2 separate regions of the Homo sapiens genome follow, and region 1 is linked to region 2. Evidence: read pairs that join two places in POLR2A ChIA-PET (ENCODE). Cell type or tissue: GM12878. All regions are shown on one strand. Region 1 overlaps SLC68A1 (solute carrier family 68 member 1). Region 2 overlaps SUFU (SUFU negative regulator of hedgehog signaling).

What was found. ChIA-PET counts read pairs that join two places held together with the same protein. Peaks named below come from ENCODE experiments on the same cell type or tissue, not always from the same donor. Only the 100,000 strongest peaks of a DNase experiment are listed, where the experiment ranks them.
Region 1: POLR2A ChIA-PET joins it to region 2 with 5 read pairs; 6 of 35 experiments call an interaction of 5 or more read pairs at or near these places.

The regions. Positions count from the first base shown.
Region 1 is chr10:102,466,290-102,471,289 of GRCh38, reverse strand. SLC68A1 (solute carrier family 68 member 1) reads right to left here. Exons shown (of 10, transcript NM_024789.4): 3 at 2,093-2,335; 4 at 1,215-1,297; 5 at 173-625; 6 at 1-17. The coding sequence starts at 2,260. All of the region lies in intron 1 of LOC124902493 (a long non-coding RNA gene), which reads left to right. Among named protein-coding and RNA genes, the nearest start is that of SLC68A1, 7.4 kb to the right of the region's middle. In GM12878, no CTCF peak of the experiment used is centred here; no DNase peak of the experiment used is centred here.
Region 2 is chr10:102,535,263-102,540,262 of GRCh38, reverse strand. All of the region lies in intron 2 of SUFU (SUFU negative regulator of hedgehog signaling), which reads right to left. Among named protein-coding and RNA genes, the nearest start is that of SUFU, 34 kb to the right of the region's middle. RefSeq lists an enhancer at 2,927-3,086. In GM12878, a CTCF peak has its summit at 19; a DNase peak (open chromatin) is centred at 2,687; H3K27ac peaks cover 1,685 bases.

The DNA of each region.
Region 1 (5,000 bases), 69 kb after region 2:
GCTCCTCTCCACACAGGCTATGGGGCAGAAGGGAGTGGAGAACTGCCTGGGGCTGGCCAGAGTTATCCCCCAACACATCCCAGGGCAGCCCCCATCAGCCGGGGACCCAGCACCGAAATCAGACTTAGAAGGTTGCTGGTGAGGACCTGAAGAGCCGGGGCTGGCCACTCACCCGCTATCCACAACCAGGCCTGAGCACCCTGGGTCCTTTCGGGCCGCCTCAACCCGCCGCCTCAGCAGCTGTGTGGCCCCCAGAAAGCCCAGCCCAGAGCTGACAGCCAGTGTCACGCAGAAAGCGCGGAAGGAGGAGAAATCCTCCTTGTTCCAAAAGGCATAGGATGCAAAGACAGAGAGGGAGCCGGCCGCGCTGAAGAGGGAGCAGTAGAAGTTGAGGTGGGTGCGGTCGTGGGCTGAGAGGGCCAGGTCGGCCAGCAAGGCATGGTGGTGCAGGTCCACGAGCGTCAGGAAGCCATCATAGAGGCACAGGCACAGCAAGAACTGCAGGCCAGCTGGGGCCCAGGGCACCCAGAACGCCAGGAACGACAGCGCCAGCAGCGGCCCATGCCAGCCCAGGGCCTGCACCCGGGCCAGCACCACAGCCCTTGAGGAGAGCCCGGCGCCTGACCTGCCGGGGAAAGGAGAGTTGTTGGGAGATGCCGTGTCAGACTTGGCAGGCTGAAGTTCCCCTTGCCCAGGCCCCAGGGGAGGGATGGAGGCCCAGGGTGTGGGACTCACAACAGGGTGGTGCCACTGTCCCCTAAGTCCCCAGTCTGCAACTTAGGAAGCACAACTCACCAGTGGGTACACTCTCCTCCTCTGCCCCAATTTCCACCCCCTTATTAGCCTGTTGGGCTGATGGCCAAAGGGTATGGGATGCCCACTTCTCAAGGTTGGGGGTGATGACGGGCTCAAGCAGGGATGGGGCAAAGGAATCTTCCAGAAGCAGCAGAGGGTGTTTGCAGTCCACAGTCCAGAGGGGCCAACCAAGCCAAGCCAGGGTAGATCTCTTCCCCTGCCGAGCCAGGCAAGTGTACGTCCAAGGCCACCTCTCCAACCCAAACAGAGCACCCTGGACCCCAGTAAGGGAAGAGCCATGGGCAACACTGAAATAGTCTCCCCTTCCTTCCCCACCCCAAACACAGGCAGGGGTCCTCCCTCCTGGGTAGCAGTAGGGTGGGACTGAACCAATTACGAGCTGTTCCCAATACACCAACCGGGGCTGGGAGCTGAGGAACTGCCGGTCACTGAGCCAACCGAAGAGGGGGTCATTGAGGCTGTTCCAGAGGAGAAACACTGTCTGCAGGCAGAGGGGAGACAGGAAGGTGGGCTCTAGACAGCATCCTCTCCAGGGCTCCTCCCCCCTCAGCCTGCTCACCACCCCTGAAAGATGGCCCCAGCTTTCCTACCTGCAAACCTTTGCTGGTGTCAGTTCCTCTGCTAAAACCCACTCTGGCCAGGCGCTGGTGGCTCACACCAGCACTTTGGGAGGCCGAGGCAGGTGGATCACCTGAGGTCAGGAGTTTGAGACCAGCCTGGCCAACATGGCGAAACCCCGTCTCTACTAAAAATACAAAAATTAGCCGGGCGTGGTGGCGGGTGCTTGTAATCCCATCTACTCATGAGGTTGAGACAGGAGAATCACTTGAACCACGAAGGCGGAGGTTGCAGTGAGCTGAGATTGCGCCATTGCACTCCAGCCTGTGAGACAAAAGTGAAACTCCATCTCAAAAAAAAAAACAAAAAAACCTACTCTGCCAGTCAAACCACTGCCCCCTTCAAACTCCCACCCATCCAGGGCCCAGCTGGTAAATGTATGCAGCTGATAAATTCATATACGTGAACATATTATATATATGAGTACACAGAACAGCAACTATGTAAGACAGTGGCCAGGAAAGCTAGTCTAGTCCCCATCGAGGAGGAGTCATCAAGGCCTCCACAGCTTTTCTTGATGAGTCTTGGTGAACAACCTGGACTGCCCAGGCCTCTGACTGGGTGGGACCAGGCACCTGCAATCTGCCCAGCAGCCTGGGCAGCCTCTAGTCTCCACCCCACCCCCTCCTCCATGTTAGCCACCCAGCACTGGCCCTACCTCTCCGACCCAGAAGGCCATTTTGTTGATCTTGTACACTGAGACAAAGGTGTCCACATAGTAGAGCAGGAAGACATTGTGCAGGATGGTGGTGAAGAGAGCCAGGGAGCCATAGACCACAGCTGTGGGCAGACCCAGCAACCAGGCCTGGGGCTGACCCAGCCCCATGGCTGCAGCCCCAGCCTTAGCCCCAGGAGCACCGGGGAGGGCTCATGGCCACAGGCGGTCTTCCCATCCTCGTCCCTGGGGAAGAAGGAACCAGTGAGCAACAGGGATCAGAGCCAGCTCTGTTCTTAACCCCAGACCTCTGAATCATTTAAAAACTCATTTCCAACAGGAGAGAGTTTGTACTTACAACAGCGCTGGGAATTATGAATGAAGTATAACAGAAACAGTGCTGAGCTAGACACCACTAATCTGGGAGTGACTCGAGGAAACAGAGAGCCTGTGGGAAGAGACGGCAGACACCCAGCAAGTGCTGAGCCAGGTCGCGTGCCAGGGCTGGATGCTCGATGTCTTTTTTTTTTTTTTGAGACAGAGTCTCGCTCTGTTGCCCAGGCTGGAGTGCAGTAGCCAGATCTCCGCTCACTGTAAGCTCCACCTCCCGGATTCACGCCATTCTCCTGCCTCAGCCTCCCGAGTAGCTGGGACCACAGGCACCCGCCGCCACGCCCGGCTAATTTTTTGTATTTTTAGTAGAGACGGGGTTTCATTCACCAGGATGGTCTCGATCTCCTGACCTTGTGATCCACCCACCTCGGCCTCCCAAAGTGCTGAGATTGCCTCATTGTCTTCTTAAATTGCACTGTGTGACTTTAATGGTCTAGACGGGACAACCCTGAGCTTGGGCACACAATGCACTTACAGTAAAACGTCAGGCAGTTACCCAACCCAGGCCTTAGCTTCCTCTTCTGCAAAAGGTAAAAGGAGATTGTTAGGCCTATTTTGCAAATCATAAGGATTAAACAAGGTAACTCACAGAAAGCACTCACTGTTGGTATTGATAAGGAAGACGGGAAGGGAAGTGCCAGAAACGGAAGAATGTGGTCCCTTTAAATGATATGGAATCAGGGAAGGGAAGTGCTGGGTAGAGGAGGGCGTGGTCCCTGGCTAGGGCTCCACCCCTGGGCCTGACCTAGGTGAGGACAGGCATTTTTTTTTTTCCTGCCCAAATGTTGCATTTCCCAAGACCACCCGGCCCACCACACCCCCATCCTATGCTTATAAAAACCCTGAGACCCAGCCGGGTGCCGTGGCTCACGCCTGTAATAAGGCACTTTGGGAGGCCGGGGTAGGCGGATCACCTGAGGTCAGGAGTTCAAGACCAGCCTGGCCAACACGGTGAAACCCCGTCTCTACTAAAAATACAAAAAATTAGCCGGGCATGGTGGCACATGCCTGTAATCCCAGCTACTAGGGAGGCTGAGGGAGGAGAATTGCTTGAACCCGGGAGGCAGAGGCTGCAGTGAGCCAAGATTGCGCCAACGCACTCTAGCCTGGGCACCAAGAGCGAAACTCAGTCTCAAAAAGAAAAAAAGAAGAAGCACTGTAAGCCTGCAAGTCCCCACCACCACCCCCGTGGGCCACAGTGATCCTATCTTGTCCCAAGGCAGGAGGATGGCCTTTCCCTGAGGCCCTTGAACCCCCTGAAGAAAATGCATTTCTTTTTTTCCTCAAAGCTTTATTCAGGTCTAATTGACAAACACTAAACTGCACAGTTTTCAAAGCATGCAAGCTGATAAGTTTTACCATATGCATGTACCTGTGAAATCATAACCACAAACAAGATAATGAACACATCTATTACCCTACATTCCCTCGACACTGCTTTTCTGAGTAACGTATGTTAAAAAGACATATGGGGCTGGGCGGAGTGGCTCACACCTGTAATCCCAGCACTTTGGGAGGCCAAGGTGGGCAGATCACTTGAGGCCAGGAATTTGAGACCAGTCTGGCCAACATGGCACAACCTCGTCTCTACTAAAAATACAAAAATTAGCCGGCGTGGTGGCGGGCGCCTGTAATCCCAGCTACTGGGGAGCTGAGGCAGGAGAATCGCTTGAACCCCAGAGGTGGAGGTTACAGTGAGCCCAGAACATGCCACTACACTTCAGCCTGGGCGACGGAGCAAGACTCTACCTCAAAAAGAAATAAATACAAATAAATGTTTAAAAATGGTGAGCATTAAAGCTTTACAGATCATTACTATCCAACCTCTCAGCCCTTCCCTAAAATGGAGAGGCCCCATGCCCGCCACACAGGGCTGAGGTGGGAATTAAATGAGACGCTCTCTAAAGGTGCTTAGGGCTGTAAAGCACAATGTCCGCCTCTGTCACTATCCTTAGCAGGGTCACTTACTCCAATTCCTCCAGGGCTTTCAGAACTCTCCTGCCTTTGTCAAAATGGAGTGAAGGCTCCCCCCGCCTACCCAGATGCCCAGTGATTTGTCCTTGTTGCTGGAGAAGGTGAGCCCTGAACACAAGGTCCCCAGCCTCCCCCAGCCACCTCCCTGCACCCACACTGGGTAGAAGAAAACCTCAAAGGTTAATGAGATGGAACAGGTATGACCTTTGCCATCAGCAGGGCCTGGGTTCAAATCCCAACTGTACTTCCTACTAAGAGTGTAACCTCAGGCAATTCAACCCTTCTGGGCCGGAGTTTCCTCATCTATAAAATCAGGTAATAATGCTTATCTTTTTTTTTTTTTTTTTTTTTGAGGTGGAGTCTTGCTCTGTTGCCCAGGCTGGAGTGTAATGGTGCAATCTTGGCTCACTGCAACCTCCGCTTCCCAGGTTCAAGCAATTCTCCCACCTCAGCCTCCCGAGTAGCTGGGATTACAGGCACCTGCCATCATGCCCAGCTTATTTTTGTATTTTTGTAGAGATGGGGTTTCACCATGTTGCCCAGG
Region 2 (5,000 bases):
TCCTAGTTCTGGCCACTGGGAGCAGTGACACTCCAAGAGCAATGATAATACCTAGCCTCCGGATCATGGCTTCTATATACCATTCTCCACTAAATAAAACCAGGGCTTCCTGGATAAATGGCTGATTCCTGGGCTGGCAAAGTACAAAATGATTCTGAAATTTCCTACTGTGCCAGAAAGTAAGGAAGTGGTTCAGAGAATGATGGGAACATGCCAAAAGTAGAGAGAAGCCAAACTCAAGGTTCTCACTGGCCAAATCAACAACAATCTGAGCATTAAATTAAAGCATCCTAACAAATTATAATCTATTAATTAAAATAAAAATCTATGAGTCCACACTGATTGTAATGGACCTAGTGACACTGGCTCTAAAGATTTTGGACTTGCCAGCATCTGTAATCGCATGAGCTAATTCTTTCTCCTAAATCTCTTTATAGATTTGTATTTATATTATGTGTATAGATAATATATAGATATGTGGATGTGCATCTCCAATTGTTTTTCCTAGAGAGCCCTAATACATTGATATAAATAAATGAATAAGTAAGTAAATATGGAGAAGACTCTTCCTTACAGTAAAATCTCAATATCAATGAATGAATGTAGAAACAATTATCAAATGAGAAGTCACCATTTGACAACTATTGTAATAATAATTCAGGCAAGAATCATCAACGGGTGGTAAAAATAGTGGGTAAAAAATCTGATGAGAAACAAGATACTGACATAGCCTCAAAATGCCTTCCCACAAGTTACTTATTAATTATTAATGGAAAAGCAGTAACTATACAGAAGAGAAACCTAGCAGACACCACCTTAACCAAACAATCAAAGTAATTAGACATCATCAACAGTAATTAGACAAATCAACATCAAGTGCCTCCTGATATGATCACTAAGAAGGGCACAACATGTCTGTGATATTCCTATGGAGAAATACATACACTGATCCTACGCATGAGGAAACATCAGATAAATCCAAATTGAAGGACATTCTATAAAATAACTGACCTGTACTCTTCAAAAGGTCATGAAAAACAGAAAGATTGAGGAAACATTTGAAGGCATCTAAGAGATGTGACAATTAAGTTACTAAAAAAGACTCTGGAGTCACTGAAGCAGGGTGACCAACTTGTCTTGTTTGCCCAGGACTTTTCTGGCTTTAGAACTGAAAGCCCCACATACCAGGAAAAGCCCAGGCAAATGGGGACAGTTGGTCAACCGATCCTGAAGTGTCCACTGTCTGACCCGCACAAAGCAAAACACTGCCACACTTAAAAAGCACTGAATATGCATCAAGAGCCACCAAAATGTCAGCAGTGCCAGAGCACAGTCTCTGAAGCCAGGCTGCCTATGCCCAAATCCTAGCTCTGCCACCCTTCCTGGCTGTGTGACCCTTGGCAAATCACTTAGCCTCTCTGTACCTCAGTTTCTTCATCTGTAAAATGTAGATAAGAAGAGTTTACTTCTCTTCTTATCTACATTTCACTTATATACCTTCTCACTTCTAATGTAAACTATGAACTTTGGGTGGTGATGATGTGTCAACGTAGGTTCACTGACTGTAACAAATGTACCAATCTGGGTAAGGATGTTGACAGCGGGAGAGGCTGCATACATGTGTGTGTGTGCATGCATGCGTGTGGTAAGCAGAGGGTGTGTGGTAGCTCTCTGTACTTTCTGCTCAATTTTGCTGAGAACCTAAAACGGCTCTAAAAAAGTCTTTTTTCAAAAACGAAGATAATTGTAGTTTCCATATGGTAGCTACTAAAATGAGTTAACATATAATATAGAAAACACTTAGAACAGCACCTGGAACACAGTAGATCTTAGTGTCAGTGATTACTTACAGTAGCAGTTTCCAGTTCTGCTAATTTACCTAAGGGAATAATCTTACATTTGGAAAAAAAAAAGCCTCTTGCATAAGTATATTCAGTAGTATTTATAAGAATAAAAAATCTAGAAACAATCTAACTGTTCTACAAGTAGCGGTATTATATGAGTTCTGGCACATTATGTGGTAGGACATTACAAGTCACTAAAAACAATGGTTCTGAAAGCAGAGGGACTAATCTTTGAGAGGTGAGGGGTTCTCTTTCCACCTCTTACTGGTAAAGAGGAACAGGAACTTTACATCAGAACCCCACTCTATAGCCTCTAATGTTTTCTGTTCACCTATTATTCACTATAGCATAAAAATAAACTCCTTTCACAATGGTCATGAAATTAGGACCCTTACACATTGCTGGTGGAAATGTAAGATGATACAGCTGCTATGGAAAACAGTATGGCGGTTCCTCAAAAATTAAACATAGAATTGCCACATGATCCAGCAATTCTACTTCCAGGTATATATCCAAAAGAACTGAAAGCAGGGTCTTGAATAGAAATTTGTATACTGATGTTCAGAGTAGCATTATTAGCAATAGTCAAAAGGTAGAAGCAACCCAAGAGTCAGTCAATAGATGGATGGACAAGCCAAATTGGTATACACATATAATGGAATATTAGCCTTTAAAAAGGAAGAAAATTCTGACATCTGCTACAACATGGATGAACCCTGAAGACATTATGCTAAGTGAAATAAGCCAGGCACAAAGGGACAAATGTCATATGATTCCACTTATATGAAGTACCCAGAGTAGTCACATTCATAGAGACAGAAATAAGATGGTGGTTGCCAGGGTTTGGAGGAAGTGAGAAGGGGGAGTTATTGTTTAAGGGGTACAGAGTGTTTCTGAAAGTGGAAGGTGGTTATGGTTGCACAACAAGGTAAATGTACTTAATTCCACTGAACTGTAAATCTAAAAATGGTTAAAATGGTAAATTTTGGGCTGGGTGCAGTGGATCATGCCTATAATCCCAGCACTATAGGAGTCCAAGGTGGGAGGACTGCTTGAGCCCAGGAGTCTGCGACCAACCTGGGCAACATAAGGACATCCCATCTCTACAAGCAATTTAAAAATTAGCTGGCCATGGTGGTGTGCAGCTGTGGTCCCAGCTACTCGGAGTCTGTAGCAGAAGAATCACTGAGTCTGGGAGGTCCAGGCTGCAGTAAGTTGTGGCTGCACCACTGCACTGCAGCCTGAGTGACAGAGCAAGACCTTGACTCAAAAAAAAAAAAAAAAAAAAAGGTAAATTTAAATTATGTAGGCTGGGTGCAGTGGCTCATGCCTGTAATCCCAGCACTTTGAGAGACCAACGCGGGCAGATCACCTGAGGTCAGGAATTCAAGACCAGCCTGGCCAACACAGTGAAACCCTCTCTCTGCTAAAAATACAAAAATTAGCTGGGTTTGGTGGCACATGCCTGCAGTCCCAGCTATTCGGGAGGCTGAGGCAGGAGGATCAGTGGAGCCCAGGAGGCAGAAGTTGCCGTGAGCTAAGATCACACCACTGCACTCTAGCCTGGGCAACAGAGTAAGACTCCATCTCAAAAAGTATAATAATTTAAGAAAAAGATAAGTTATGTACATTATGCCACAAATAAGTAGTTATGAAAAAACACAAAACAAAATTCAACATAAAGTATGATTCAAAATGTTGATGTAAATACGAAATTTTAAATGTGAGTAAAATATATAAGGGAAAAAGAAAATGCAGGCCAGGCATGGTGGCTCACGCCTGAAATCTCAACACTTTGGGAGGCCGAGGCAGGTGGATCACGAGGTCAAGAGATCGAGACCATCCTGGCCAACATGGTGAAACCCTGTCTCTACTAAAAATACAAAAATTAGCCAGGTGTAGTGGCAGGCGCCTGTAGTCCCAGCTACTCGGGATGCTGAGGCAGGAGAATTGCTTGAACCCGGGAGGCGGAGGTTGCAGTGCGCCGAGATTGCACCACTGCACTCCAGCCTGGCAACAGAGTGAGGTTCTGTCTCAAAAAAAAAAAAAAAAAAAGCAATAAAATTATTATAGTGGCTACTACAGTATAATTTTTGTTTTTCAAACTTCTTTGTATTTTCCAAAATTTTCTACCATTTATAATCTCCTGGCCAGGCACAGTGGCTCACGCTCACGCCTGTAATCCCAGCACTTTGGGAGGCCGAGGCAGGTGGATCACCTGAGGTCAGGAGTTTCAGACCAGCCTGGCCAACATGGTGAAACCGTCTCCACTAAAAATACAAAATTACCGGGTGTGTTGGTGGGCGCCTGTAGTCCCAGCTACTTAGGAGGCTGAGACAGGAGAATCTCTTGAACCCAGGAAACAGAGGCTCTAGTGAGCTGAGATGGTGCCACTGCACTCTAACCGAAGCGAGACAGAGCAAGACTCTGTCTTAAAATCATCAACAACATCATCATCATCATCATCATCATCATCATCATCATCATCTCCAGCCTAGACTATAAACCCCACAAGGGCAGGGTTGTATCTTGGTCACTACTGTATCTGCAGGTCTAGCGTGCAAGGCTTCACATAGTCTGTTGCTAAGTGTTCATATGCATATGCCAAGGACATGGCAAGAGAGGCCCAAGGTCAGGCCCCTTCCTCTGGGGGTGGCCTGGATGCTTCCATTGGTCTTTGAAGCAAGGAATGCCAGGCCAGCCACGGTGGCTACTGACCCTGCAAAGGTACCAGGGTTAGGCATTATGGCTCAGTCTCAAGCCCAGTGATGGTATCAGAAGAAAGGGAAGAGGGGACCATGTGCCTCCGGAAACACATGGCATAGGAGGCCAGCCCAGTCCAACTCCAGAACCAGGGGTGATGTCACTTCTTCCCCTACAAAAGCTCTTATTTCTTTCTTTTTTCTTTCTTTTCTTTCTCTTTTTTTTTTTTTTGAGACGGAGTCTCACGCTGTCACCAGGTTGAAGTGCAGTGGTGCAATCTGGGCTCACTGCAACCTCCACCTCCCAGGTTCAAGAGATTCTCCTGCTTCAGCCTCCTGAGTAGCTGGGACTACAGGCGTGTGCCACCATGCCCGGCTCATTTTTTGTATTTTTAGTAGAGACGAGGTTTCTCCATGTTGGCCAGGATGGTCTCGAACTCCAGACCTCATGATC